2 separate regions of the Homo sapiens genome follow, and region 2 is linked to region 1. The links are chromatin loops, found by intact Hi-C in ENCODE. Cell type or tissue: heart left ventricle. All regions are shown on one strand. Each heading gives the region's core, and the rest is flanking DNA. Links, peaks and the distances in the headings are about the cores only.

Region 1 (15,922 bases), core at 2,389-10,388:
TACAGGGGGAAGAAATGATAAGAAACAATTCCCAGTGGGCCCACGCTCATTATCCCACCAGAAAGATACAATTCTCTAACATCATGATAGCAGGGTCTTTATTAAGCAGCTTCTTTAAAGTGGATTGACAGGACTTAGAAAATCTGAACCTCCCTTAATCCTGGAAGGCTACAGAGAGGGAGAAGTGTAAGTTTTTGTGTATGAAAAACATAAGACAAGGGTGAGACAGAAGGGAAAAAAGTATGATTTTTCACTTGACCCCTTGTAAAAATATCTTGGGGATCACTGCCACGTACACACATGGCGTCACCACAAAGATTGTCTCCTCAGCGTTCAGTCACTTCCCCACTACTGGTCACTTGATGAGAATTTGGGCAGTGATTTGGTGAAGTCTGGGAACTGGGAGACTCCCACATATCACATACCAGGTAAGGTGATAACATGCTCCCAGTGCCCGCCCCTCATCTGCAAGGGCAGGGTGGCCAAGAGAAGGCCGCTGCCCCATAACCAGCCTCTGAATAGAGGGCTAAGCACAAGTCTTGGCAGCAAAGAGATCTTTCCGAAGATTTTAAGAGAGGCACACAGGCACCTGTCCGGTTGTCTTTATTTATTTATTTACTTCTGAAGACAGAGTCTCACTCTGTTATGCAGGCTAGAGTGCGGTGGCACCATCTCAGCTCACTGCAACCTCCACCACCTGGATTCAAGCAATTCTCCTGCCTCAGCCTCCCAAGTAGCTGGGATTACAGGCTCAAAATTACCATGCCCAGTTAATTCTGTATTTTTAGTAAAGACGGGGTTTCACCATGTTAGCCAGGTTGGTCTTGAACTCCTGGCCTCAAGTGATCCTCCCACCTCAGCCTCCCAAAGTGCTGGCCATCCTGTTGCCTTTAACATGAGCCTCTGGGTTCCCCAACTCCCAGGATGAGACAGCCCTTTCTGTTTCTAAGACGCTAGTCATAGGACACTATATCAGCCTCCAGAATAGAACTAAAATTACTTCTATAGTCCAGTTTTCCTTTAATCTAAGCCAACACCTTCCATATCTAGCCAGTTATCTTTGAAATGTATACTTTTTTTAACCAATGAGGTTTTGGCCAAACAATTAACATCTTGATAAAATATACATATATTTAGAGTAAAAGTTCACATATTCTAAAACAGTAGAAACTTATCTTTACTATTTTCTCTACTGACTACTGATACAACCACATAACCATAGAAGGGAAGTGCAAAGGTTTATAAAGAAAGAAGCTCATGAATTCCAATTCTAAAAAACTGCCTAGAAGCTGACATTGAGTTTCATTCTGCTATTTGATTCTTTCCTATTTTTTTTCAAACCACTAAACAAGCCACTTATTAATACAGTTTCTCCTAATGCCCTAGTACACTACATAATATAACTTTCACAGGATGAAGTCATGTCATTTCCTAGCAGACAGATCTTCGGCAAAACCCCAGGGATGAATCACTCACTGGCCAACCAAACCCACCAGAATCTCCCTACACAGAAGACTCGACTGAGGAAACTAGGAAGGAGCCTGGAGGAGAGGAGGACTCACTCCCTCTGCCACCCCCTTGCTGCCACATACCTACATTAAGGAACAGGCAGGCAGTGTTTGCGCCTCTGACCCCCAAAATGCTAACAGACTTAAGAGCTGGAATCCGTGGGCCCCAAAGAGAGATGCCTGCTCCCCAGGGGGACACAATGATCTACTGGGTGCAAGAAGAAAGTAACAGAGCTTCTATTTGTATTTATTTTTTATAAAGAAATTACAAAGTTAGTTTTTGATATTTGGAATATAGAGGAACACTAGCACATATAAATAACAAATAAACAAACATACATACATGTTGCGGGTGCTTGACTCCCATTAACAGAAGCACACAAACAAAAAAATTTAAAGGCCACTAGCTTGTCCATTTATAACAGCCAGCTTCAAATGCCTGCCTTTGTGTGTGTGTGTGTGTGTGTGTGTGTGTGTGTGTGTGTGTGTGAGAGAGAGAGAGAGAGAGAGAGAGAGAGAGAAAGGGAAAGAGAAATCAACTGCAGCAACAGGCAACAATCTGTAGCTTTGGTGTTTTTATATTTATGAAATGATTTTTGAGAAATAGAAACTTAATCCAATGCCAAGACAAAAATGTTCCTTGTTCCTCCCTAAGACAAAGAACACATGTGTGTGTATGTGGAGGGTGTGTGGCATACACCTGAGTGCACACACCCCTCAGTCAGCTGGCTGCCTGGATCTCAAGGTCATGGTCTAGTCCTCTGTTTCCTGCTGTGAGTCTGAGGACTATTTTCTTTCCTCATTATTTCCTACAACAAACAAGAAGCATCAGGTATTTTGTTTCATCTTCTCTTTCTCACTTGGCCCTTCCTTATCTTCTGTTCTCCAAGTTCAAAATTCAGGAAGCAAAGACTTTGTACAGTCCCTAAAACCGTGTTTCTAAAGACTATTTTAATGACAGGAAAGTACACACGGCAGAAAATTAAATGAAAACACAGAGTATATACACACATTATTCAATAAACATTGATCTATATGCTTTCCACATAGTAATGCTTTAATTCTCACCACTTTATATGTTACTTACTGTGATTAACCCATTTTACAGATGAGGAAACTAAAGCACTCAAGTGAAGCGACTAGCCCAAGCAAGTTCCAGACCTGTTCGCTTGTCCTGAATGCTGCTCTTCTCCAGAGCTAAGCTTCCAGAAGCAAATCCAAGATCCTCAGAGAGAGCCTCAGGGGAAAGCTTTCTGGCTTCTGTTGCCAATGACTCCTTGCCTTTATCTCACTCTGAATCATGAGGCAGCAAATAGTAGAAGGCCCCCAGTACAGGAGTGAAATGCACAGCAATGTGATCTGCAGCAAATCAACTGTCCTCTCTAGCCCTCAGTTTCCCCTCAGTAAAATAAGTATCCTGAACCAGCGTCCTCCAAAATTGAATGCACATTGGTACGTATGTATAGGCATGCCATTTTTTTTTTTCTCAGTTTTCCTTGGATTCTCAAAAGGGTCCATGACTGCATAAAAGGATTAAGATCCAGGAGTCCTGAGGACCTCTAGGATCCCTGCCCAGATCAGGCCAACTAAGTTTGGGCTAGCCATGCCTGTACCCACCCATCTTCATAAGTGTCCAGTTGCTGTCCATTTGCTTGGCAGCCTGGAGAAAGTAGCGCCCGTCAGTCCACATGGCTGCATGCTCTTCTGTGATGATGGCTGTGCCTGAAGCAGGGGAGAAAAAAAAAAGAAGAAGAAAGGTTTCTAACAACTGCTCAGAAGCTGCACAAAATGACAGTAGACAGGCAAGAGCAGTAAGAGGCATCAGCTCCTAGTGGGGCAGATGGGTCCTTGACTCCAAAGAAACCTCTGGGCAAGAGAAGACCACACTACTGAAAACAAGCTGTGTGTCAAGCTCTGAAAGAACAGTCCTGAGACCCAAGCTACCTGGCACTGGTCCCTGCACAAAAAGGACTCCACTTGCACAGTATGAGTCAAGAACAGAGAATGGAGAACTGTAGACCTATGGCCAAAGTGGTCTCGTATAATCAACAAGACACAGGGAGGGATGGTTCCTGCTCAGCAATTACAGCCACTCCTCTGCTCCACCAGACACCCCAGGGGAGCTGTTTCACCTTTCCTGGAGAAAGACCAAGTGGGCCCTATGAGTGTTCCTGCTGTGGTCACTAGCAGGAAGCTTATGCCTCCTACCTTTATCTGCCCTCCGTTCCCACAGGCCTGGCAGAACTTGGGGTTTTGGCAGAGGTGTCAGCCAAAGCCAATCCTAATGCGCCAACCAACACAAGCACTTACGCCAAAGGAAGCAGCATGCTAACCATGAGGGGAGGGGAGCTCCCACCTTGTCCAGCTTGCTTTAGAGAACAAACCTGAAGTGGGGAGTCCACCCTAAAACTCAAAGGCATAATGGTTTTGAGGAACACCAATGCAGCTTAGAGTTAACCTTTGTTATTTAAGCCAAGAGTGAAAACAGAAACCAAAAGCCAAGCACTTGGGAGAATTATCTGGGACCAATAAGCTAAGAGAGGAGGTTCTGAAACTATATTAAAGTCTCATTTCTTATTTGGGGTGCTAGTAACACAGGTATATTCAGTTTAATTGATAGAACTTTTATATGTATGTTATATTCAATAAAAAGTTCAAAAACTTTTTAAAAATAAAAATTGTTAAAACTTTGAAGCAAAGATACAGAGAGGAATAAAAAGGGTTACTGAAAGGTGACCTTGGGGAGCAGGGAAAGACTGGGAACCCACACCTTTCTGCAGAGAGTCAATGTGGAGCATCTGGTTTGCATTTTCTTTTTGCTTCTATATCACAGGCTGAAACTCGGTTCAGTTATTTTTAGGAGGCGAACAAAGGTGCAGCAAGAACAGAGAAAAAGTAGTGACTCACCCGCAGAGCCATCGAATCCAGAGACAAAAGCCCGCCGACAGTCACATGGAGCAATATACTCACTCTGGAAAACAAAGATGACAACAAAGTGGGCCTCGATCAGTCATGAGCAGACTGTTCTGCCTGCTTAGCCTTGTGCTAGGCTCAGCGGGGACTATGAAGACTGGGGAATCCTTGGCCCCCGCCCTCAAGAAGCCAACAGTCTAGCTGAAAACAACAGATTAGCACACACTGCAGAAGATTGAATTAATTAAGGGCAGAGAGAGCTGTTCCCTTTAGCCTCTATTTCCTCATTAGGAGAACCAAAGCACATCAGGAGAAACAGATAAAAACTGCTCTTTCTTCACTGAGATCTTACTCAAAAATCAAACCAATAATAGCCTTCTCCCCTCCTTGCCACTGACATTTAGGCATCTGTTATTTTTCTGAAAAGTAAGGCTGAATTTCTGTGTTAAGCACCAACAATTCCCTAACTTAAGTTTCTGTAGATACTGACTTGTTTCCAAACTTCCTGTTTGGGTCCTCCTCTGAGGTAGCATCACCAATCTCTCCCATGCAGACCCTGTCCCTTCCTGCTACAGAGTGAGCGGAAACGCTTCATCCAATCCAGGAGGCTTCAGCAAAATAAAATGTCATGTCCAAAACCAAGGTCTTCTCAGCTGATAATCCCCTTGCCTCTGTATGGAAGGGGTTAGGGAGTGAAGAAAGTAAGAAATTCTTACGCGTGGGCAAAGGGTACAAGTCAAAGTGTGCAACTTCTGGTAATAGCCAGTGAGGCACAGAGAGTTTAAGTAACTTGCCCCAAATCACACAGCTAATTAAGTAGCAGAGGCAGGATTTGAACCTAAGCAGTCAACTCCAGAGTCTGGACTCTGAAGCCCTATGCCAGGCTGCCAATGCATGACACTTTATCTCTCGCCCTCATCACTCTCTAGGATAAGACCAATAGCAAATGAGAAAACTGAGGTTCAAAGAGAGAATCTTTAAGTAAGCTGCCCACTTACAAGTTAATAGTAGGTCAGGATCCAAAGCCAGGCCTGCCTGAGTACAGAGCTGCTGCTCCTTCTGCAGTTACCAGGATTCTCCCAAGCCAAAGGACCTGGCAAGGTTAAGAAAGTTTAGGGTGGGGAATGGGGCTGCTGGCCAGACCCAAGGCATTTTTAGGACAGTCAACATGATGTAGGGGGAAAAGGCCCTCATGTTCCTTTCCTGCTATATGGTTAAGAACTACCCCTTTCAGCCAGGCACAGTGGCTCATGCCTGTAATCCTAGCACTTTGGGCGGCTGAGGTGGGAGGACTGCTTGAGCCCAGGAACTCGAGACCAGCCTGGGAGCATGGTGAAACCTCATGTCTACAAAAAATACAATAATTAGCCAGGCATGGTGGCACGTGCCTGTAGTCCCAGCTATTTAGGAGGCTGAGGTGGGAGGATAATCTGAGCCCGGGAGGTTGAGGCTGCACAGTGAGGCATGATTGTGCCACTGTATTCCAGCCTAGGCAACAGAGTGAGACCTTGTCTCAAAAAATTAAAACAAAAATTAAAAAAAAAAAAAAAAAGGACTGCCTCTTTCACCAAGGCACCGGCAATCACAGCCTCAAACCAGCCTCCAGGGAGATACTAGAAGGGCCAGCATAGAGAACCACAATGGCAGGATAAAGCAGCTCTGGGCCACCTGCCCACTAGCCCAGGCCCAGCTGCATAGTCTGCAACAAGTCCTGGCAGCTCTCTCAGCCTCATTTCCTCATCTCTAAGACAGGTCATTTCAGATTGCTAAATGCAACAGCAAGCACGTTTTATTCCTAAAGCATAAAGAACATTCGGTCAACAGCACTAAGGAAATAGAAAGAAATGGCCACCAGCATCGTTTAGGAACTGCAGAATCCTCACTTGTTTATTAACCGAGTAATTACTGTGTGCAAGACTTTTTATTAAAAAGTAACAACGGGGGGAAGGGTGGCCCACACATCTCCTAGGACTCTTGTGAGAAACAGTAAGTTAATGTCTTTCAAAACTCACCAGAAACTTGAAAGTGCTGCACATATGCAATGGAAGAGATATTATTAATCTCTTCTTCCTAAACAGTGAGAAGACATCTAAGGGGCTGGGAAAACTAAGTTAAAAATAACTCTTGTGCTAAAAATCACTGCGCACAATGGGGAATACACAGTGAGGGCACTCTCCACCAACATGACGCCACAGGCTTGGGGCTCTTCCACCCGTGACACAGGGTGAAGATACTGGCAAAGACTGGCAGAGAATGCAGTGCAGGTCTGAGCCCGGCTGGACTCTTCCATTCAGGGACATAGTACTCTAGGGATGCCCCACCCCTTTCTGGGCAAGCTTGGGAGAGATGGAAGATCCGCAGGGTTTACCTAGACTTCTCCATCAGCAAAGGCAAGGAAAGAGTTCCTCCAAAGGGAGGTGGAATTAACAGCAAATGGACATGTTTAGTTTGGGATGGAGACAAGGTCTGGGGTAAGAATGTCCAGACATGACCTAAGTGGTCAACATTCCAGAAAGACATTGCTAAGCAAGGCTGGCCACAGCCTCACCTCCACACTGACAGGCTATGCAGAAGCCAGACAAGCACTGGGCCCAGGGCTGTCACTCTCCTTCTCCCAGGCATGAAGCTGGCAACGCCCAGGGGCGGTCTCCTTAGAACACAGCATAGGGCCTAAAATAAACCAAAGCTGTAGCATGCTAGGAAAAAGGCACAAAGAAGCACAGCTGCTGGCTTTTTCTCAAAACCACCCACTTCTCTCCATTTCTAATAGCAGCACTCAGTCCAAGCCTCCATCATCTCTACCTGGACTACCGCCCCTACAATCCACTCTGCACATACACTCAGAGTGAGCTTTTCCAAATATCTAAGATCATGTTAGCAACCTCCTTAAAACCCTCCAATGGCTTCCTATTATATTTAAGATAAAATCCAAACTCTGGCCCAGTCAAGGTACCAGCTGATCTGACTTTGCCAGTCCTCTTGCAGCTCTGCTCCCATTCACCATGCTCCAGACACACCCACCTCCTTTCTGCTCTTTGCATATCCTGAGCTCATTCCTGCCTCAAGGCCTTGGCACATGTGCTTCCTTGTGCCTATAAAAGTATTTCTGATCATGGTATGGCTAGGTCCTTCTCATCATTACATTTGAGATCAAATATCACCTCTACAGAGAGGCCTACCTGTACTACCCAGCTATAATAGCCACCTGGCCACTTTTAAGTCTCTGTATAGCACACACATACTCTAGATATTTGTCTTTTTTTTTTTTTTTTTCTTTTGGAGACAGGATCGCCTTCTGTTACCCTAGCTAGAGTGTGGTGACACAATTATGGCTCATTGTATCCTTGACCTGTCAGGTTCAAGCAATCCTCCCACCTCAATCTTCTCAATAGCTGGGACTACAGCAGGCACACACCTTTTTTTTTTTTTTTTTTGTAGAAACGGGGTTTTACCACGTTGCCAGGCTGGCCTTGAACTTCTGGGCTCAAGTGATCAGCCTGCCTCAGCCTCCCAAAGTGCTAGGATTACAGGCAAGAGCCACCATGCTGGGCAATGTTTCTCTTCTTAATGAACTTTTTATATGTTTATTGTCTTGTTCCTCAACCCCCATCTTAACCCCAAGCATATAAGTTCCATGAGATCAGGGTATCTGTCCTGTCCCTGCACTCAGCACAGGTGACTAGATCCTCAACCCACATTTGTATTATAAATGAACAAGCAGAAAGAGACATGAAGCTTTTCCCTACATCCAGTTAAAACCTCAACCATATCTACGAAGATGGACGAAGGGACCATGAGCCAAGGAATGCAGGTGGCCTCCAGAAACTGGAAAAGGCAAGGAAATGGACTCTCCCTGGAGCCTGCAGAAGTAACATAGCCCTGCTGACCCATTTTAGACTTCAGACTTCCAGAACCATAAGAGAATAAATTTGTTTTAAGTCACTGTGGTAATTTGTTATAGCAGTGATAGGAAACTAATACATTATCTAATGGGGAAAAGATCGTAAGGGATTATAAATGGGGTTTCAAATTCAAATACCTCAGGGTACAGGACAAAGGATATCTTTTCTAAAGACAGCAGCTCCTACTCAGCTCTGATTTCTGAAATGCAGGCCACATGTTGCTAACCTTCAATATTTCAGAAGAAGCCAGAAATATGGGTTCATGAGAAATTACCCAATTTTTAAATGTTGGCATCTAATTCCAACAATATAAACAATACATAGCCAAATAAAGCATCTGTAAACTACAAAAAAAAAAAAAGCTAGTCATCTCTCAAAAATCTGGTTCAAGTGCTCCCTTTTCCATGAAGCTTCCTGACCCACTTCAGCTTTCAGAGGCTCCCACATTTCTGAATTTTACAGGACCATCCATGTTGGCACTTATCCATACCCTACCTTGGATAATGCTGACAAATAATGTTAGCTAAGATTATTTAGTCTGTATTGTTTATTATTGTCTCAACACCTACTAGTCAATAACTGTATTCATTTCCTCTCATTCTAATCCTCACAGCAGCCCTGGAAGGTATCATCCCTCGCTAATCTACAGATGAAAAAAATGAAGCTTAGAGAAATAACTAACTTCCCCAAGGTAACACCACAGTAAATGGCAGAACCAAGATCTGAACTCAGGTCTGACTTTTTTTTTTTTTAAGATGGGGTCTTGCTTTGTCGCCTGGGCTGGAGTGCAGTGGCGCAATCTAGGCTCACTACAACCTCCACCTCCCAGGTTCACGCGATTCTCATGCCTCAGTCTCCCAAGTAGCTGGGATTACAGGCGCCCACCACCACACCCAGCTAATTTTGGTATTTTTAGTAGAGACAGGGTTTTGCCATGTTGGTCAGGCTGGTCTCGAACTCCTGACCTCAAGTGATCCGCCTGCCTCGACCTCCCAAAGTGCTGGGATTATGGACATGAGCCACTGCACCCAGCCTCAGGTCTGACTTTCGAAAGCCCATACCCTTGCAAGCTGCCAAGCAACCTCTTCTACTTTTGTACAGAAGTTGTACACATCTAGTCTCACAATTGGATTATAAATTCTGAGGGAACAAGGAATACGAGGTGTATGCTGCACTTACCTCTACTTTCATCAGCCACAGAATAGACATCTCCTACAACCAGCAGTTAGAACTCTGTTCAAGCCTGGTTCCCCACTTACTAGCTGGGTGAACCTGGGGCTCAACTTCCTCATCTGTAAAATGGGGATGAACATAATGCCCACCTTGAAGGGTTGAGGTGTGACATAAAGCAATTAGCGCATGCCGAACATCTGATGAACTGCAGCACTTATTGCTATGAACTGCACCGAGCTTGACTCTATAGCAAACATAAGAAACTATCTTCTCGAAGTGGACAATCGGCAATAGTAGACAGATATTCCATGAAATATTAACACTAATAAACAGCCATATAAACGATGCTGAACATGCAGTGTGGTATTTGCTATAGTTTAAAGGATGCTCAGATGTGCCTTAGATCCATCAGACCAAGCTCAGAGGTTTGACTGGGCCACCAAGGATAGGCGAAGAGAGCAGGAAAACAGTCCAGAGGGAAAGGTGTGACAAGGCCCAGAAGCAAGAGGCAAGAGGCCTGTCATGAGGCGACACCCAATTAGCCTAATGGCAGGGGCAAGAAGTTCAAGGGAGCAGCTGCAGAGATTTCTGTAAAGGCCGTCTGAAGACAAATAGTCAAAGACCTCAAACACCAGACTAAGAGGCTTGAACTTTATCCTGCAAGTTCTAGAGAGACACTAAAAGTTGAAGAGAGGGTGGTGACATGACCAGAGCTGGGTTTTAAGAAGAGGGATCAACATGGCTGGTCACATGCCGATGGAACTTGCCAAGTAAAGCTGACAGCTGACTGCCAAGATAAGCATGACTAAAGTTACTAGAGTCCACATTAGCGTGACATCTTTCCCCTTCCCTGACCCTCTTCTCCCATCAGCCATGAGCTTGGCACTGTGCCTCAAATATACAAGGTTCTCAAGAAAATTGAAACTGAATGAATAAATGGCCATCGGTCCACAGGAAGTACCAAAAGTTAGACTGTGAATGGAGATGTGGACTCCTTGTTTCCAAATATAAGTTATTGGCATTTTTTTCTCTCCTAAATGAAACCAAGTCAGGGTATGTGGGAAAAACTGACAGTTGTCCAAAGATTTGTGCTCCTTCCTTAGTGTAGAAGAGTCACTGGAAAGTAGCTGCCCAGCCAGGCCTTCATTCCCATGCCTCATTACATTGAGGTGAGGTCACATGACTTATTCTTACCAATGAAATGTGGGTGAGAGGTGATACCTGGGTCGGGGCTCTAACAAATGAGTGTGCCCTGTCCATACTCTGTCCCCTTCCACCAGCTAAAATGGTGGTACTATGGGATGGAAGAGCCTAGATCCCTGAATCACTTTCCCTCAAGGTAGAGGGAAGTCCCCCACCAACCAGGAACACCCACTCTATACTGCTACATGAAATAAGAAATAAGGCTTTACAATACCAGGCCACTGAAACTTCGAGATGTGTTACCACAGCTAGCATTATTCTAACACAACAGATAAAATCACTGTGGGATAAAAATCATTAACCCCACCCCAAGAGAAAGCCTGTTTATGAAATACAAAACAAAACAGGAAGCTGACTCCAGGAGAATGGAGTAGGGTCCAAAGAGTTTAGGAAAATCTGAATCATGTCTTCCAGGAGGAGGAACCACAAACAAAGCCAAAAATTCACATTGGCAGAGTCAGTCCCTGACAAAACATCACCCTTTGACTAAGCCAAGCCCAACAACATAATATGGGGTCTACGGATGAGGAGGATGAGGAATCAAGATTTCTAAAAGGCAGTGCTGGCACAGCTCTGACTCCAACCAAGGATTCTCCTGCTTTGAGGCAAGTGGTGCCCACGAATCCCAATATACGACTAGGATGGTACATGAAAGTATCCAGATTACCAGAGAGAACAGACGATTCCTTGCTATAAAAGTCCCCCAGGGCCCAAGCTCATTAATACAACAACCCTAATACCACAACCCTTGCTCTGAGTTTAAAAAGAAGAAACCCTTAGAGTTGCAGAGGACAGAGAGAAGCAGACCACTGCAGTGCCAAGTCCTTGCGTAATTATGCATTTGAGGTACGTTTTCTCTCTTGCAGGGAACAGCGTGTGGGTGTGTATATTTGTGTTTTGGAAAGTACACAAAGGACAGAATTCAAGATTCCCCTTCACTTCTCCAACACCCTCCCCTCCCCAGCCGTAGGAGAAACTCCATCAACCCAGAATCTACCCTGAAATGAAACAATTAGGAACAAGAGCCACAGGGAACAGCAGCCTCTCTATTACTGAGGAGGCTACTATGGCAGGTCACACATGAAGCCAGCCCTTCCTTCTTGTTCTCACAATCACAGCAAGGATCCAGAGTCCCACTTAACAGAGTCGCCCCAACTATGTGGCTCTTCTCCACAGGAACTAAAACAAGGAACCCATTTCCTTCTGTTGATGGCACCACAAACACTCCCAGGCTTCAAACCTTCCCAATCCCCTCTACCACCTGCCTGCAAGGTCCACATTTAATCCAGGTTGTACTACTTCTCCAAATCCTACCCCTCCTCTCCGCTCCTAACCCCAGTACCCAAGTCCAGGCCCTCTTTACCCCAACTCTGAGATCCTGCAAGGCCTAACAGGTTTCTCAATTCCCAGAGTCTCCTTTCTCCAACCCATACTAAACACTGCTCCCTCTGATCATGTCACTCTAAAATCCTGATTCTGGTGGTCAAGGACAACCATGACCAGTCAGGGGTAATTCATGGATGGTCTTAACCAGGCCACTGTTCTCCCTTCTTCAAGCTTATTGTCATGCATGTTCTCCTAATTCCATAGATACCCATGGTATTTCTTACCATTTGATCCAGCCATCCTATTACTGGGTATATACCCAAAGGATTATAAATCATGCTGCTATAAAGACACATGCACACATATGTTTATTGCGGCACTATTCACAATAGCAAAGACTTGGAACCAACCCAAATGTCCATCAGTGATAGACTGGATTCAGAAAATGTGGCACATATACACCATGGAATTCTATGCAGCCATAAAAAAGGATGAGTTTATGTCCTTTGTAGGGACATGGATGAAGCTGGAAACCATCATTCTGAGCAAACTATCGCAAGGACAGAAAACCAAACACCGCATGTTCTCACTCACAGGTGGCAACTGAACAATGGAACATCACACACTGGGGCCTGTCATGGGGTGGGGGGAGGGGGGAGGGATAGCATTAGGAGATATACCTAATGTAAATGATGAGTTAATGGGTGCAGCACACCAACATGGCACATGTATACATATGTTAACAAACCTGCACGTTGTGCTCATGTACCCTAGAACTTAAAGTATAATTTAAAAAAAGATTTCCATGGTATTTCTTGTACTTCTCTCCCTCTTTCCATGCATCCAAATTCTACCTGTTCACGTTCCAATTTAAATCCTACTTTCTCCATGAAGACTTCCCTGATCCTGCCAGCTTAAAATACTCTGTCACCTTTGAATTCAGTTCACACTTTAAGTAAACTTACATTACAGTTGCCACCAGCCACATGTGTCTAAGCACTTGAAATGTGGCTATTGTGACTGAGAAACAGAATACTTAATTTTATTTCACTTTAATAAATTGAAATACAAATTTAAAAACTGATATTCAAGATTCAGTTACTGGAAAACTTCTAAGTATGTTTAGAACAACTTGGGTACGTGAGTCCACCTTTTCAACTGTCAGTCTTATGAAATCTAAACACAGATCAAATATTTCCAATGAAAATTTCACATTCAAATTGCGAAGTTTTGTAAATGTAAAAACTTCCCATATTTGAAACCACAGCATAAAAAGGAATGTAAAGTATCTTCTTAATAATTTTTATAATGATGATGTGCTAAAATAATATTTTGGATATGTTGGATTAATATATTGTTAAAATTAATTTCACTGCTCTTTTACTTTAATGTGTCTATGAGAACATTGAATATTACATGTGTATCTCACAGATTCTACTTAGACAGTGCTAATGAGGTCCTTTCCCATGACATTCACCAGTTTCTTTTTGTGTTCTCATTTATGACTGTGGCTTACCTATTATTTAATCTCTTCAAAGGGAATCTCATTCATCTCCACAACAGTAATAACAACAATAGCGGCAGCTAATATGACGAGACTTTTCAAGTGACATCAAGCATTCAAGCAGCAAGCATTCAAGTGCTTCAAGCATTCACATCTACAGTATGAACCCATTTCATCCTAACAATAGCCCATGCGGTACATACCACACTGTCACAATCTCCTTTTTGCGAATGCAGAAACTGAGACCCAGAAAGTTTAATTGACACTTCAGAATTTCATGTAACTTGCCTGATGTCAAGCAACTAGTAAGTAGCAAATCTGGCATCTGAACCCAGAGAGGCTCTAGAGCTCATACGCTTACCTATATGCTAACTACCTGCCCTCTGCATTTGCCCCAGACCTAGCCCTGAGCAGCAGTCAGAAAACATGCAAACAAACAAAACACAATTTCTCCACGTATGTAAGACAGACAGCTAAGCTACAGCAATAGAAATGACAGTTAAGATTATAAAAGAAAGAGTGGAGAGGGGTGATGAAGATGGAAGGACAGCAAGAGTGCAAAAATGTAAGTCTGTGAAGTCTAAACAGTGACTTCTGCAATAAGAGCAACAGCTAACACCAAGCAAGCTTGATACATTTTGTATTTTCAGGATGTTGCTACAAAACACATCTGTCTCAGATTAGAGCCTCAGTTTCCTCATGGAGGGAAAAGCCATCTAATTCTGATATTGCAGGATCATTAGTAGGAGATAAAGAGCTGAGGGAAAGCCTGGAACATCCCCTGTGGCTTAGATGGCCTCACTGCCACTCCCAGAAGGAATTGCTTCGGGTGTAATAGGCCACACCTACTGTCAAAGATAGAACATTTTTAAGTATCAGTCAGGGTGTCCAAAAATCAGCTTTATGATGACCAAACAAACAAAAAAAGCTGGCAAAGGAACAGCACCCAGGACCAAGAACATCAAGATAAACTTGACTCAGCTATAAGATGTCGGTGTCTCCTACTAGTAAACACACAGATAATATCCTAACTCCAGGCAAAAGAAAACTGAAATTGAAATACAAACACTACAAAGCTTCCAACACACCCTTAACCAGAAACCTTCAACTCTTAATTCAAGTAACATTAGCAGGTCGAATCTTTCTGTACACTGAGGCCTCCCCTGGAGGTAAAGATTCACAAATAGTAGAGCTATTAGGAGTCTTCAGCTGAGGCTCCATGACGACCTGTGAGAACCCTTTCGGAGGAGGGCCCCAATTTCAGACAACTGTGCCAGGGGACTTACAGAACTGCCCAAACCAACTGCTACATAATCATCATGTGCTCCAGTTGCGGGAACCACCATCTGCTCAACACTAACAGGGTGACTGCAATCAAATCAGCCTAGGGCAACTGTCCAATGCTTGAAGGGCAGAAAATTAAAAATGCCACTGGTGAATCCAGCAGAGAATCCAGGTGACATGAAGCCCACATCCAAAGGCTGAGGCCTAGGACTGACAGGAAACAAGGAAGAGCTCATCAGAGGGGCCCAAAGAAAAGAAAAAACAAAATTCCTTGAAGACAAGGCAATGGTCTGCCCTTCTTAAATGGGGGAGTGCCCAGCTCCTCTGCTACCTACGACTCATACCATAACTCAGGCTCAAATCACAGTGGCCAGCCTACTTCCTCACCCAGTCCTTGGTCAAGATGATATTTTGCTTCATATGAAGTTGGTCAATCTTTTTTTTTTTTTTTTTGAGACAGGGTCTTGCTCTGTTGCCTAGGCTGGAGTGCAGTGGCGCAATCTCAGCTCACTGCAACCTCCACCTCCTGGGTTCAAGCGATTCTCCCACCACAGCCTCCCAAGTACTCAGGACTACAGCCATGAGCCACCACGCCCAGCTAATTTTTGTATTTTTTGGCAGAGATGGGGTTTCACATGTTGACCAGCCTGGTTTCGAACTCCTGACCTCAGGTGATCCACCTGCCTCAACCTTCCAAAATGCTCGGATTACAGGCGTGAGCCACCACACCCAGCCTGAAGTTGACCAATCTTATTTGTCTATTCTAATGAACACAAACGAACCTCACCAAGTCTATCCTTACCTTCCCACTGCCTACTAGATCTAACAGTTATGCACCCAGCCTCATGGCTTCCTCACATGCCACCACCCCGATTCCAGCTTGATATTCTACTTTTCCTATATTCTGCCAGGCTGAACAGCCAGTGAGCTGGTGCCTGAATACACCTCTCACTCTGACCTCTCCCTTCATCCACCTCTACATGCAAGACCCATCATCGGATGAAAAGTACTATCACAGAACAACATATAAAGGTATTCCATGAAACACTAGAGTCTCCCACCCCGCCCCTGAAATAACTGGGAAAATTCCATGGACATTTAAGTCTGAA
Region 2 (15,922 bases), core at 4,676-12,675, 70 kb after region 1:
CCTATTCTGTTTTCTTGCTTCCCATGGCACAACTACTGAGTGCTACATATTATGATTATTTCATACATTAGCACTCTTTCTGACACTGACTTCTTTACTACTTAAGGTAAGTAAACTGCTGTTGAAAATAAATCAAAAATGTATAATGACTCAAACACAATAGAAATTTATTTCCTTCCCACGTAACAGTCTGAGGCAGTTGTTCCTGGTCATTAAGTGGGTCCACTTCACACAGTGATTCAGGAATCAGACTGCCTTACCCTGTGGCTCTGCCACTCCTAAAACTTCTTCATCATCTGCATTCAGCTGCAGAAGGTAAAGAATGTGAAGGGGCATACCTGTTTATTACAAGTTTTGACCTAGAAAGGGTCCACATAACTTCCACCTAGGTTCTTTTAGCAAGAACTCAGTCATATGGCCATATCCAATTACAAGAGAAGCCAGAAGGTACATCCCCCGCTGAACAGCCATTTTCCAACAACAACTCTATGTAGTTAACAGGGGTAGGCAAGCTATAGCTGGCTGGCTGAATCCAGCCCAGTGTCTGTTTTTGTAAATAAAGTTTTATTGAAACACAGCCATGCTCATTCATTTATGTATTATCTATGGCTGTTTTCACACTATAATAGCAGAGCTGAGTAGCTGCAACAGAAACCACACAGTCCACAAATCCTAAAATCTTTTTTCTCTGGCACCTTGACGGAAAAAATGTGTTGACCCTTGCTTTATGCTATGGAGGCTGGAACTGTTGTTGCCATCTTGCCACCACAAGGGGGAGTTTGGAACTACTGGGGCCCACAACATGGAGGCTTAAAATGAAGCCAATCAAAGAGAAGGCAGAGCCTAGAGATGGAGAGAGACCAAGCCCTGATGACCTCATTTGAGCCTTGAAGCCCCACTCCTGAAGCCAGCTAGCCTTGGGCTTTTTTGTTGATTCAATACAGTTCATTCTTCACTTAAACCAATTTGAATTGGGTTTCCTGTCCCAACAGAAAGGGCCCTAATTGATAACCTCTCCTACTTTAGCAATAGCAGGCAACATGAGAGGGAGTGATATTTGTCTTATACTCAAAGCATAGTGATGAAACTTCAGTCTGATTTAGTACACCAATGGGTCGGACACGGACCATGCACAAGTGCTACTGAGGTGTAAAACCAACATGTGACATTTCCCCAGTTTAGCCCTGCAAGCTCTTGAGACACTGCTCACCGAAAGCTTCTTATGAATATTTCATGTTTCTGTCTGAGTCGATCAAATTTCTCAAAGCAGTTGAGGTGAGAGTGAAAGGCAGGGGTTCAATGAAGCAGCTGCTTAATGATTCCCTAAGTCTTGGGAGACCCTGGATAAAATTTGGCCAAGAAATAAAGGCAGAGATTTTTTCAGTCCAACCTGTCCTGGAAAGGCACTGTGTCATCTCACGCAATGAAACATAATAGCCAGTCTCTCTTCCAGGCCGAGCTCTCGGAGCTCTCTGCAGGTGCACTGGCAGAGCCTGGAAAGGTTGGCAAAGGCCAGGTGGCTTTGTTCCCCTGCTGCCTCCTCTTTAGAAGTTGCTCATTACAGAGCAGGACGGTGGTGTTATATAACACAAGCTCAGCCTGATTCCACTAGAGTACAAGGGAGAGGAAAATGTCTAAATGTCTTAAACACACTGCAGACTGAGACCATATATAGGACTCTTTAGACATTGACAGACGGGCAATGCATTGAAGTCATAATACACCCTAGACTTCCTGTACAGTGCCCCTTATAAACGCAAGCACTTGTTATATGATAAGAGTCTTCTAGAGTAGAGCCAACAACAGCAAAGCCTGTATTTCTAATAATTCTTGGGGTTGGCCAAGCAATCTCTTTCCATGGATCTCCAAGAGCTTTGCAAACATTTGCTGTGAAGAAACCTCACACACACACACACACACCCATATTTTTAAAAATCACCCTTGTGAATAAGGGTGATTATACACACTCCCATTTAATTAACAAACATGTCCTCTTGTAACCACATGCCTCCTGTGACATGAATAAGACATTCAACACCCAGGAGGTGGAAATGAGTCCTGCTGTTTTTTAACCCTTTGTAAAAGTATGAGAACACTGTATAAAGGAGGTGGTTTCTGAGCAGAGGTATGTAGGACAAGAATGCTGTAAGCCATGGAAGCACCGAAAGGCAGAAGCCCTGGAGGCTGTGAGCATGTAAACAGTCATGCCTGTACAAAGCTGAGCTCAGTCATACCTGTCCAGGTCCCTCTGGGTCAATCTATGAAGTCTCGGAGTTGGAAGAAGATCAGAGGAAGTTTTATTCAGGGAAATAAATGGTAGCCAAGGCCAAAAAGAAAGTTTAAATAATGGTCATCTAGGTGAAAAGCACAAGGTTGAAGCTAGAAATATAGAGCTGAGGGGTGAGGCAAACACAGAAAAATAAGCCAGAACTGAGGTCAGGTAGGGAGGTCAAGGGCAAGGTGAGCCAGGGCAAATGGCTGTAGCTAGAGAAAAAGAGAGATTTATTTTTTTTTAATTGGCTCATGCAATTGTGGAGGCTGGCAAGTCTGAAATCCATACAGCATGCTAGCAAACTGGAACTTCAAATGAGAATCATGTTGCAGGCTTCTGCCTAAAATTTTAGAGCAGGCCAACAGAATTTCAACACAGGCAAGATTTCTATGTTGCAGCCTAGAGGCAGAATTTCTTCTTCCGCAGGAACCCTCAGTTGTTACTCTGAAAGCCTTCAACTGGATTGGATGAGGCTCGCCTGCATTACGGAGGGTCATCCACTTTACTTTACTTACAGTCAACTGATTATGAATGTTAACCACATCTACAAAATACCTTCACAGCAACATCTAGACTAGTGTCTGACCAAACAACTGAGACCATAGCCTAGTCAGTTGACACACAAAATTAACCATCGTGGGGTGTTTAAAGATGCCAACAGACCAAAGTGTTTACGAAATTCCTTACTCATAGAGATGTAGGGCTAGAAGATACTCTATAGGTAAGGAATCTAAGAACTGGTCCTTAGATTCCTTATCTATAGAGTATAGATGAAGAGAGTATGGTGGAAAGTGATACCTGGATCACCCAAAAGATGGCAAGGACGTAGGCCTCCTAAACCCCGTCCTGTGCTTTTTCAAACTCTGGATCTAGATATCCTAAGCCCCAGTGTGCCAACTCCCACGCGGTTTCTTCTTTGATCAAACTTGGTTGGGTACAAAAACAGCCATGTGTCTTTAAATTTGTGCCAGCTAGATCACATTCTAGTCATCCAAATATCTATTTCTTCAATAACCTTGGGAGGAAGTTAGGGATAGCAGAAGGCTAAGGACAACAACAAAATGCAAAAGTTTCCAAGAGACTGGAAAACATATGTGGAGTTGGAGCCTTGCCCTTGTGGGTTTTATTTCGGAGCCATCTACATCTAGCCAGCAATTACTTTGGGAATTCTCATTTGCACCTATGTTCTTCTATTTGCAAAACTTGAGTTACATCAAGATGGGCCTGCCTATCAAGAAAGGGCTGTTCACTTTTCCGTTCGTTAGGCCTAAAATGGCGAAATCAGCTTGTTTTTGACTTTTTGTGAATGAAATAATAGTGTTTGCTGTGTGGAACCATCTGGCCCATGCACAGCATGGATTGTTTGCATCAAACCCCGCCTGGCATCCCTCTGAGGTCAGAATCCTCCTATGGCTGGGGTGGCTCCAGGAAGTGCTTAGAGCAACAAAAAACTTGGCAAAAATAATCCACAAGAGCATCATGAATGCAAAAACTCTTCCCATAACAGAACAATCACCAGAGGAGTCAGGCGCTTTTCTGTGGAAACCAGGGTGTACTTGAAAAACTCACCCAGAGACCAAGGCAGAGAGGAACGATCTGTTACCATCCTCCCAATTTGGCCTGCTTTTATTTCTCTAAAATCATGGTTTGCAATATGTGGGTGTTACTGTGCTGTTTTTTTCCCCTAGTAGAATGACAACCAGGAAAACCTCCACACTTCAACTGAGCAAGTATTTGTCGACTTGAGTGGGATATAGTGAATAATAACAATAGCTAATTGAGCACTTATTATGTTCCAAGGAATGTTCTGAGCATTTTACATGAACCGACTCTTGAATCCTCACAACAACCCTGAGGTAGGTACATTATTATTCCCTTTTTTTTTTTTTTTTTTTTTGAGACCGAGTCTTGCTCTTTCGCCCAGGCTGGAGCGCAGTGGCGCAATCTCGGCTCACTGCACGCTCCACCTCCCAGGTTCACACCACTCTCCTGCCTCAGCCTCCCAAGTAGCTGGGACTACAGGCACCCGCCACCACGCCCGGCTAATTTTTTTGTATTTTTAGTAGAGATGGGATTTCACTATGTTAGCCGGGATGGTCTCGATCTCCTGACCTTGAGATCTGCCTGCCTCAGCCTCCCAAGTGCTGGAATTACAGGTGTCAGCCACCGAGCCCAGCCCTTATTATTCCCATTTTTTAAATGAAAAGATGAAATAGAGAGATGTCAAGTTAGGGAAAGATTAAATTTCCTAAACAAACACCATAGTTCATCAATTCTAAAATAATTTTTGTCACATTTTAACATCACTGAAATTAGAATGTGTCCTACAACTGATGGCACGTTAGCATTGTGTCATAATTTAATTAACCACTTTTTTTCTTTTTTGGTGATGCTTAAAATAATATTTCATCTTACAGCAACAGTATCTTAAATTTGATGAGAAATGGCAGGGAGAGAGAGTCAGGGTAAAACCCGGGCAGTTTGACTGTGGAGTCTGTGTTCTCAGGCCATGCAATGAGAGATTCCCAGCTGCCCAGGGAGAAGGGGAGGGGAAAAAAATAGATTTTGATTTCAACTAGGAGTTCAGAAAATGCTGTAAGTAGGATTTCTGAGACCTCACCATTCACCTAGTTCTTAAATTGGTCATCAAAAACAAAACAAAACAAAAACTTTACTTGGTTTTTAAATGGATAAAAAGCTAAGGCAGCCTAAGCAGTTTTCCAGTCTTTTAAAAAAGAAATCTTCAATGCTTTTTGATAAACAAAGACCTCATACTGGTCCCCTCCCTATGACACCCCCAGAAATTCTGATACTATATGCTGACCCTACTATCACCCCACTCTGTGAGAATATTTGGCCTAAAAAATATTCAAAAACTGTCTTGTTCTGTGTACAATTCTGCGTGGGATTTGATCCACCTTTCTCTTTTCTTATCTTCTCAAGCATGATAATATTTAGATAGCAATAAACTTAATTTTTTTTTAAAGAGTGAGGGTGAGTGAAAGGGTAAAGAGGAATTGTGTGTGTGTGTGTGTGTGTGTGTGAGTGTGTGTGTCTGTGTGTGTTTTGGAATTGTTTTGTTTTGTTTTATATTTGGGTTGGTAAGGAAGAAGTCTGTATTTTTTTTTAAAGGAAATCTGTAATTTTAACCAATTTATTATTCCCAGTTTTTCTAGCAACAACACATTGATTTTGTTGCCCAGGAAACTGGTGGGAGTTTCTGGAGAATTAATTACCTCATTCCAAACCAGGAGGTCACCAACCACGCTCTTTTCAACTCTGTTTTTATATGAAACAAAGGCCATTCCTTGCAGCTCACCTGAGTCTCTCTAGAGTCTGAAACCTGAGTCTCTACTCATTCCTGGGATTTCGCACTTCCTGCTGCAAACCATATGTCAGGTTATGACGGGAAAACCCTATAGTTACATTTGGGGAGGGTGGGGGAGGAAGGATGAGGTCACAAATCCCTGCAGGAGGCAATCACAGCTCCAACTCAAAGCTGCTAGAAAAACATGTTCCAATAAATTAAATAGATTGTTTTCATAGCCCTTTAACAACATTTTGCTTTTTACAGTTTGAAGTGTCTTTCCCTCTGCTCTGTGCCATAAGTGGGCTCCTTTTAGACTTTTGCAAAAGCTAGCGGCTAGCCTGCCCTGAGCGGTAATCTGCCTGGATTTTGTTCCCTGCACCTGGAAAGTTCTTTTAATTGGAAGGGTTTTTTATTCCCTTCCTTTCTTTGGTGGAGACACCAAACACAGAGAGCCTGGGGGGAAATGGGGTCTCTCAAGTCACTAAGAGACTGAAGTGTCTTAGGGGGCTTTGGTGGTACTGAGGACTCACCTAGCACTCCAGTAAAAGACGCCTAGGGATTTGGGAGGCATGCCTCAGGGGAGAATTTGCCCTCCTAAGGACAAGAGGATGAAAAAGAAGGCTTGCTGACATGCCCCACTATTGATAGGAAACCCTGAGTACCAGGAGTAATCTGGTTACCCATCTGAACCACAAGAAATCTATCACTGGGGATGAGAACATAGTCCTTGTCCCTTAAGTGGAGGACAAGAAGAATGTTTCTTTAAAGATGACTGGCAGAAAACTGACTCATGTCAGGGTGGTGGAGGAGAGAAGGAACAGGATCTGAAATCTGGCAGACTTAAATTTGAATCCTGGCTCTGCCACTTGCTAGCTGCATGACCAGCAGTGAATGAACCGCTCTCTGAGCCTCTGTTTCCACTTGTACAAAATAAGGATAACAATATAAAGTATGAGTACTATGAGGATTAAATTATATCAAGTATTTACACTGCCTAACACATAAAGGCATGGAATGGCTGCTCTATCCATGCAATGCATCGTGCAGATCTCTCTGACTTCACATCTCCATGTGAGAGGATTAGGGCAGCACCTTGACAGCAGGTATGCCCCATTTTCTTTTCTCCAACAAAGCTCAGACTTATCCTATTCCTCAGCACACCTCAACTGCTTCTCCCTGGGGCCTGGTGGGCTTCAGAAGTTAAATCTGTGCTTATTCCACTTCTCCTAACAAGAGACCAGGAATGACGAAGGCTCCAGCCTTGTAGCCATTGTGTTTCTTGGGCCAATTTAGGTTAATGTCATGGACAACTCATTATCTTATGCACTTTCTTTTTTTTTTCTTTTCTTTTTTTTTTTTTGAGATGGATTTTCACTCTTGTTGCCCAGGCTGCAGTGCAATGGCACGATCTCAGCTCACTGCAACCTCTGCCTCCCAGGTTCAATCAATTCTTCTGCCTCAGCCTCCCAAGTAGCTGAGATTACAGGCATGCGCCACCATGCGCAGCTAATTTTTTTTTTTTTTTTTTTTTTTGTAGAGATGAGGTTTCACCATGTTGGTCAGGCTGCTCTTGAACTTCTGATTTCAGGTGATCCGCCCTCCTTGAATTCCGAAAGTGCTGGGATTACAGGCGTGAGCCACCGCGCCTGGCCTTATGTACTTTCAAAACCAACTTACATCAAAGCAAGACCCAGATGTAAAAAAACAAAAACAAACTTATAGGAGTATCATCCCTTTCTTTCAGCTGTTTCTGTGAATTTATTTCCATAATAAGCACATTTTAGAAATCACTTAGTCTATTGCTATTTCCACTAACACTTTCTGTAGCCCAGAAACCTTTAAAACCCCCACTCGGCTAGATTGGAAAGTCCCACCTCCTCTATGAAGCCTTCTCTGGTTGCCCAGTTCACATTGTGCCCTCCCTTCTCAGAAATCCTGCAACACTGCTAATCAGCACCATATGGCTTAGCAGGGAACACTGTTCTTGCTCCATAGTGCTGTGCTCATCTCCCTTGATTGCTATTAAGATTCTCGACGATGGTTGCCAGATAAAATACAGGATGCCCAGTTAACTTTGAATTTCAGATAAACAGCAAAAAACGTATTAGTATAAGTACGTCTCAAGTATTGCATCCCATATTTTTATTTGCCAAATCTGGCAACAGTAAGGCCACATTCTTATGCTTCTACATCTGCAACAGCATTGCGGAGGTGAGACTGTCCTGGGCCACATCACAAATAATTACTGGTATCAACAACAACAACAATAATGGCTAACATTTATCAAGCACCAAGCAGTTACTGCCAGACACTAGGCTAGATACCTTATGTCTACCATGTCAAGGAGAGGGTCCAAAAACATGTACATAAATATGTCATTGACAATGCAAGGTCGAATATGTTTTTTTTAAGGCAATGTAGCTTCAAGATTGAGGGGAGACACTCTAAGCCACATAGCCCAGCACTGTCATTTACTGTCCTTACCACCTTGGGTGTTTACCTAATCTCTCCTTATTCTCCTCATTTATAAAATAATGATGCTAGTAGCGCTTTCCTCCCGGAACTGTGGTAAAGATTAAAGTAGGTAATACACAGCTGGGTGCGGTGGTTCATGCCTATAATTCCAGGACTTTGGGAAGCTGAGGCAGGTGGATCCCTTGAGCTCAGGAGTTCGGAACCAGCCTGGGCAACATGGCGAAACCCCATCTCAACGAAAAAAAAATACAAAAATTAGCCAGGCATGGTGGGATGCACGTGTATTCCCAGCTACTTGGGAGATGGATGTGGGAGGATCGCTTGAGCCCAGGAGTTCGAGGCTGCAGTGAGCCGAAATCACACCACTGCACTCCAGCCTGGGCAACAGAGTGAGACCCTGTCTCCAAAAATTAAAAAAAAAAAAGTAGGTAATACGTTAAGGGAGTGACAAGGTGCCCAGCACATGGTAAGTACTCAGGAAATGGTAGACGTTGTTGTGGTGGTAGTGGAGATGGTATCGTTCTGATGGAACTTAGAGGTGGAGCTCTTTGGCCTGAGTGTTTAGTAGGCCTTCAAGGACTGCTAAGTGTGACGAGTCAGGGAAGATTCCCAGGACAGCAAGAAAGTGGAAGGCCTTTTTAGGATGTGGTAGGTAGACTTACCTAGCTGCTTCAGTTTGCATGGGATTAATGCAAAACCTTGTTTACAATCAAAATGCTCTGTTAATCTAAATTAACTTATAGTCCTCATAGCTTAAATATTTGCTCTTGTGGCTAGAGCAATTGACAGGTCTTGGGACACAAGTTGAATATTCGGTGACATGATTCTTTTTTTTTTTTTTTTTTGAGACGGAGTCTCACTCTGTCGCCAGGCTGGAGTGCAGTGGTGCGATCCCGGCTCACTGCAACCTTCACCTCCCGGGTTCAAGTGATTCTCCTGCCTCAGCCTCCGGAGCAGCTGGGACTACAGGCACCCGCCACCATGCCCGGCTAATTTTTGTATTTTTAGTAGAGATGGGGTTTCACCATGTTGTCCAGGATAGTCTCAATCTCTTGACCTCGTGATCTACCTGCCTCAGCCTCCCAAAGTGCTGGGATTACAGGCATGAGCCACTGCGCCCTGCCCTACATGATTCTTTTTTAAGGGAAACAGCAGGGATAGTTCTGACAATTGATATCTGTCATTGCACCTCATTTCCAAGCTTATCACAGCAAGATAACATTCACCAAGGAACTAAGATATTTATTGACTATCTATCGATTGGCAATAAAGAGAGTTGTACTCTCTTGGTAATGAACCTTGAGGATCCCCTCCAAAAGTTCCTTTTGCCCCTTCTCTTCTGCAGGATGACTTGGGCACGGAAGCATAGACCCAGCGCTCGGGACCTTTTGCTGGATCTGTTTCCGCTGAGGCTTCTGCTCGGAGCTGAGGCTGTGGGAATGAAACCATAGAGGGTGCCAGATGGCAGGGTGTGGGAAGTCTCAGGCTGGAAAGGGATGGCCAAAATAAACAAGCGACTGGAGGTCTGAAAAATGAATGGATAAACATCCAGACCAAAGTCAACAGTGCTGGAGAGTCCAACCCGGTCTCCGCAGCCGGGGAGGTTTCGACACGTGAGTTCAGTCTCAAGTCCTTGAAAGAACTTTTGTGCATCTGATTCTTAAGCATCCCTGCCTTGGAGGGGGTTGTGGGGGAGAGATCACACGGTTCCTGTAGCAATTCAGGAATCGTTAGATTTTCATCAACATGCTTTTCTATAAGGTTTCTGCCTAAAAATCAGTAGATGACTGGACACTTGTTGATATTAAAGAAGTAATGTTAATTTTTTTAGTATAAGAATAGTGTTGTGTATATATTTTTTAAATAATTTTTTTTGAGATGGAGTCTTGCTCTGTTGCCCAGGCTGGAGTGCAGTGGCACGATCTCGGCTCACTGCAACCTCCCCCTCCCAGGTTCAAGAGATTCTTCTGCATCAGCCTCCCAAGTGGTTAGGATTACATGCGTGCACCACCATGCCCAGCTAATTTTTTGTATTTCTAGTAGAGAAGGGGTTTCGCCATGTTAGCCAGGCTGATCTGAAACTCCTGGCCTCAAGTGATCCACCCGCCTCAGCCTCCCAAAGCGCTGGGATTACAGGTTTGAGCCACCGCGCCCAACCTTTAAAAGAATCTTTATCTATTGAACATTTACAGATGAAGTGATGCGATGTTGTGCATTTTCTTAAAAATAATCTGGGAATGGAGGCTGGGGATTGGCCAAAAATGGACAATTTTGAGCTTGGAGAGCATTATACTATTTCCTGTACTTTCATATATGATGCTTAAAATTTTTCATAGTACAAAGGTTTAAATAAAAGTTGTCAAAGGTGCATTTATTTTTATCTCATAGAAAGAACCAAAGTAGGATCTAACAGAATATTTAGGGTTTTTTTTAAAGTATAAAAGATCCCTATTTTAGGTCTACATAAAACACAATGAAATGGAAAAGAAGCAGAATTAAGCCATTTGGAGATAAAGCATAAATAAGTGTTTTACACATCTGAATATTTTATGACAGAATATCTGTGCTTTCCTATAAAGTAACAGATAATATGTGTATAGCACCTTTGGTATTCTCACTTCTCCAGATAACTGGATTGTGTTTACCTCATTTTGGGAAACAGTAAATTCAGAGAGTAGAGTTTATGATGTACATCTAAGAGATGCTTCAGAGTAGCAGTTATTACTTTGCTGGTTGGGGGCCCATTTGCAGTTCAGTGGGGTCTTGACTTAGACTGGGGCAAAAAGAGGAAACAACTCCGTGAAAGAAAGGAGTCTAGCACACTGACCAAAAAGTCCCTGCTGGAATTCTTCTCTGACTCAATTCATTTCCTCTCAGCCTTCTGGTATGATGGGTTTTTTGTTTATTTGGTTTGTCTTTTCAATCCCTGATAAATTTGAATTACAGTCACTCTATGATGTGTGCTATGGAGAAAAGCAAAAAAGCAAACTGTTTAGAATCCTTGTTTAAACTGGAATCACTGATTCAGCTTTGAAAGTAATACATGATCATTTCCTGGCCAGCAAAAGACCCCAAATCCTGTGTGACCAGTTCGTATTTATGCAACTAAAATGCCTCCAGTTTGTTTGCTGTTGTTGGGGGCTGGGTAGAAATGTGCTGCTGTTTCTCTAAAGCATAGTTGGCACAGGCATTGACTCTATAATCTTACTGCGTTTGCAAATGTTGTTAGGAGACCAGCATATGTCATATCACATTGTTTTTAATGCAGTAAAGAGTCAGATGATACCGCACAGCCTGCTCAGTGCGGGAAGGTGCCTGGCTGCTCTGCTAGCGGAGTCCAAATCAATTATCCTCTAATCAGGACTGTTTCCGGCACTGGTCAGAGTGAGGTTCAGAGTGAAAAGGAAAAACTGCTATTTCTCTCCAGATCCTGTTTGCATCAGCGGACTCCATCTGAGACCCATCCTGTTTGACCTCTGGTGTGGCGGGGGAGGGGAAATGGTCTGTTTGACTTTTGACTGTCACTGATCCGAGGGCCTCTTTTTCTCCAGGAAATTCTAGGATTAGTATTAAAACTTAGTCATCATCCTCAGTCTAACAGGATATACAGTCTGAGCTATTCAGGTTTCTCAGACTGGTCTGTGGGACACTTGTTCAAAATGCAGAGTTTGACACAGTCTCTAGGAAGATGCTATTTAAACAAACTACCCAGGTGATTCTGAAGTACAGCCAAACTCAAGAACTTGGATCAGAATGAGAACTCCTCAAATCCAGGCCACTGACTCCAGCCAGGCCCAACTCTTCTATTTATACTCTAATACTGGGAAACTTGTTTAGAGTTCTGGGCACCTAGAAGGGACCACAAAAAGAGATGCCTCTGTTTATGGGCACAGGAATGCTTTAGGACACCACCTTCATACATTCCTAGGGGGCAGATAGTGAGAACCTGGCCTAACCCGGGGTCAGCCTGCAGACAACAGTCAGACCCTGACCAGCTTCCCACCAAGACATGTCAAAATGGGAAAAACAAGGATAAAGTTAATTCACTCAAATGATTTTGTGATTATTTTAGCCATATCTTTCTTGAGGTCCTAAAATAGCTTTTCTTTTAGAGATTTATTTCCAATTTATGTGTTTATTTTTTGAATGGTTAATACCTGATACCCCTTGCACAAAATTTAGAATGTTCAAAAACTTGCTACCTTGACTATGTGCGAAGCCTCCTTCCCATCCCAAAACAGCTACTGATTTCTTTTTCTTCAAAAAATGCTTATTAAAGGAGATAAATCTGTAGAACTCATTTCTAATTAAGCAGGTAGCATCTTCCTTAACAATGTATTGTGGAGCTACTTCTATATCAGTACATTTGGGGAATTTTATAAAATTAAATGATGGTGATGATATATTATAGTTGGGTATTCTTAAAATGCCTTAAAGACTGCACACACACACACATAAACACCCCACAAAATCACACACATACACGCATATTTGGCGGCCCCATACCGGAGCCCCAAAAATGTTTTTACATTTTTTTTCTAGTCCATGAAATCTAAAAGCTAAAGCCAGGGACATAATACCAATGAAGAATAATAATAATTTTTAAATGATATTTTTGTAATATAATATCATATCATATATAATACATAATAATTATTTATTTAATAATAATAGTAAAAGGGTTTCGGACTCAAATGGGTTTGAGCTTAAGTTCTAGTTCTGTTATTTTCTAGTTCCAAGAATTTAGATAAGTTGCTGGTTTCTCTGAGCCATTTTCCTCATTTAGCAAAACTGAAGGTGGGGTGAGAAATAAAATCTCCTTCCTGAAGTTGTGAGAAGTGAATAAATAATGAATAGAAAGCACCTGGAACCTTGAACTTGAAGGATTATCAGTATGTGGGGCGCGGCTAAGATAGCTGGCAACAGAAAAGAGCTGCAGAGAGGTGACATTAGATAAGGACTGGAAGTGCTCATTGACTTTGGCAGTTGGAAAATCAGTGAAGATTCAGCCACAGAGCTCAGGGGAGTGTTATGGGCAGAGATCAGAGCTGGCAGCAGGGGTGGCACAGCGGCTGGCGAGGAGAGGAGGCGGTTGGTGCTGAACACGTGCATCCTTGTTGAAGCTCTGCACTGTGTGCTCCAGTCTCAGAGCAGGCAGGCGTTCTTAGTCAAAGAAATACTGTCTGGCAAGCAAAAAGATCTTTCTGTTCCTTTATCTGCATTTTCTGAACACGGTGAAGGGATTATACTGGCAAGAGGGATATTTCTTTAAGCCCCACTTCTTTCTCAAGGACTCCACTCATATCCTGCGGCTGTTCTTGTGCTTCTCTCACGTAAACAGCCGCCCACCAATCTTCTCCAAAGACTCTTTCTCGCTAGTTCGTTCACGTCTTCCTCCTCTCCCCACTTCCTCTCTGATTCTATCCCAAGAAAGCCCAAAGAACCATTGGTCTAGAAGACAGAATCCTCAGAGGGCAGAAACAATTCACAAATACACAATCCTCTTTGGCTGTCAACAGCAGGGTGGAAAGGGTGGGAACCCTGCTGGGTAATAATTTTTGTCCCTTCACAAATGAATGAATGATGGGTTAAACTGAGCCAAACCCCAGCTGGGCTGCAGAGACACATGGAATGTGCCGAGGGTTTATCTGAGCAAAACTTTGAGGAGCTGTGAACAGACTGTGTGCCCGTGACAAATGGTGTACTGCATTTAACACAAATTAGGTGATCACAGTTGCCTTGCTGGACCAGCAGGAGTGATACTTCGGGATAGAGAGCATTCCAGGACCTCTTCAGTTAAGGGATCCAGTTCTCTTTCTGCATAAAGAACTGGCTGTCTTGACCCTGAACCACGCACTGTGCTGTAGCATGCTACCTTTTTCCATTTCTGAGTAAGCCATCTACGGCCAAAGCCCAACTGGAAAGTTCTGGGAGAATCCTGGGCATCAGGCTCAGCATCCCAACACATGATGGGCAAAATAAGACAGAAGCCAAGGGGAAAGGGCCAGTTGCTTAGCTCTGAGAGCGTTCCAAGTTCCTTGGAAGAGATGTCTCTCCCTGCCCCCTCCTTCTGGAGAACTGAGGCCCAGTTTAACAAAGCAGAAATGTGAGGGATTTGACCTTCTATTAAACTTTGTTATTTCAAAATAATGCTCCGGTTTACTTAAAGGTACAGTGCAAATAATTGGGTTCACGTGTTTCACCAATTCAGATAAAAGATGAGGGCCAATCTGCATAAGTGATGACTCTTTCTTACAGCGAAACTCAAGCTAGGAGAGGCAAGACAGTGTAGCTGTGGAGCTGCTGAGAGCCCAGGCTTTGGGGTTAGACAGACCTTGTCACATCCTAACTCCATTGATGAATTAGTATCTGTGTGTCTTTGGGCACTTTATCACTGTGAGCTATAGTTTCCTTATCTGCAAATTGAAGATAATAACCTTACCGGCCGGGCACAGTGGCTCACGTCTGTAATCCCAGCACTTTGGGAGGCTGAGACGGGCGAATCACTTGAGGTCAGGAGTTTGAGACCAGCCTGGCCAACATGGTGAAACCCCATCTCTACTAAACATACAAAAATTAGCCGGGCGTGGTGGCGCATGCCTGTAATCCCAGCTACTCAGGAGGCTGAGGCAGGAGAATCGCTTGAACCTGGAAGGCGGAGGTTGCACTCCAGCCTGGGCAAAGAGCGAGACACCATCTCAAAAAAAAAACCATACATACCTACTTCATAATGTTGTTGTGAACAAATGTATAAGGCACTTGACATTGTGCCAAGTAGGGTATCTTTCACTAAATAGTTTCTCTTGTTGGTAGGGGTTCTTGGAGAATCACACTTTATGAATGTGTAAGAATTTTTAATAAACTTTTAAATTTTGGAATAATTTTACAGCTACAGAAAATTTGCATAGCTAGCCCAGAGAGTTAGCATATACCTTTCACCAAGATTTTTTTTTTAATGTTAGCATCTTAATATTACCATGGTACATTTGCCAAAACTCAGAAGACAACTTTGGTACATTACTACTGACTAAACTCGGTATTTTATTTTTATCCATATTTCAGTTTCCTGTTCCAGGATGCAATCTGGAATATCACATTACATTTAGAAGAATGTTTTTTAATTAGCACAACAATCAACATTATTAATCAATCAACTAGTGTCTCTGTTCTCAAAACCTAAATGTGGGGGCAAATATGGTGGCTCATTCCTATAATCCCAGCATGAGTTCTTGTGTTGTTGCCCAGGTTGGTCTTGAACTCCTAGCCTCAAGGAAACCTCCTGCCTCAGCCTCCCAAAGGGCTGGGATTAAAAAACAAAAAAACAAAAAACCCTAAATGTACCTTTCAAGACCACTTGAGAGGTCTTGAAAATCATTTATTCTCTTAAGCAATTTTTTGCAATTTGTTGATCTATTGATTGGCATGGTAAGTCTTTTTTGCATGGTTAGTGAAATAGTCAAATACAGGTTAGCATCCGCCTGAATTATCACAATATTCAGTATATTTGGATTTGAAATTAATAACATTTTACTTTGTACATAATCATGTCCTACAAAGAGATGTAGTACCTGGCACTTAGTTTGTGTTCAAAAATCGTAGTTGGTCAGCTAAATGTAAAAGGGAATTCAGATCTCCCAACAGCTTCATCTGTTTACAAGCACAGCTAGATGTAGTTTGCCATCAGCTGGGTCTTGTTTTGAACGATCCCTTGGAGCTTAACTTTGCCTTTGCACATAGAGCCTGTTTGTACAAGATTATACAGAATCTGAGCAAATAAAACTTACTATTTGGCAAACCATGAATTTCTCTCCCACCTTTCACTCAGCAAGAATTGTCCCTCAGGGGCAATTGATTCCGATGTTGAA

The links. Peaks named below come from ENCODE experiments on the same cell type or tissue, not always from the same donor. Only the 100,000 strongest peaks of a DNase experiment are listed, where the experiment ranks them.
Region 2: a loop joins it to region 1, with 2.2 times the contacts of the local background. A loop is called at or near these places in 50 of 110 quality-filtered maps.

Annotation. Positions count from the first base shown.
Region 1 is chr10:109,888,597-109,904,518 of GRCh38, forward strand. XPNPEP1 (X-prolyl aminopeptidase 1) reads right to left here. Exons shown (of 21, transcript NM_020383.4): 4 at 4,416-4,479; 5 at 3,126-3,230. Among named protein-coding and RNA genes, the nearest start is that of XPNPEP1, 27 kb to the right of the region's middle. RefSeq lists an enhancer at 3,533-3,592. In heart left ventricle, for the core only: no CTCF peak of the experiment used is centred there; DNase peaks (open chromatin) are centred at 6,085, 6,655 and 7,025; H3K4me3 peaks cover 385 bases; H3K27ac peaks cover 6,422 bases.
Region 2 is chr10:109,956,079-109,972,000 of GRCh38, forward strand. The region is part of intron 2 of ADD3-AS1 (ADD3 antisense RNA 1); the gene reads right to left. Among named protein-coding and RNA genes, the nearest start is that of XPNPEP1, 41 kb to the left of the region's middle. RefSeq lists enhancers at 522-571, 822-951. In heart left ventricle, for the core only: no CTCF peak of the experiment used is centred there; a DNase peak (open chromatin) is centred at 9,643; H3K27ac peaks cover 2,026 bases.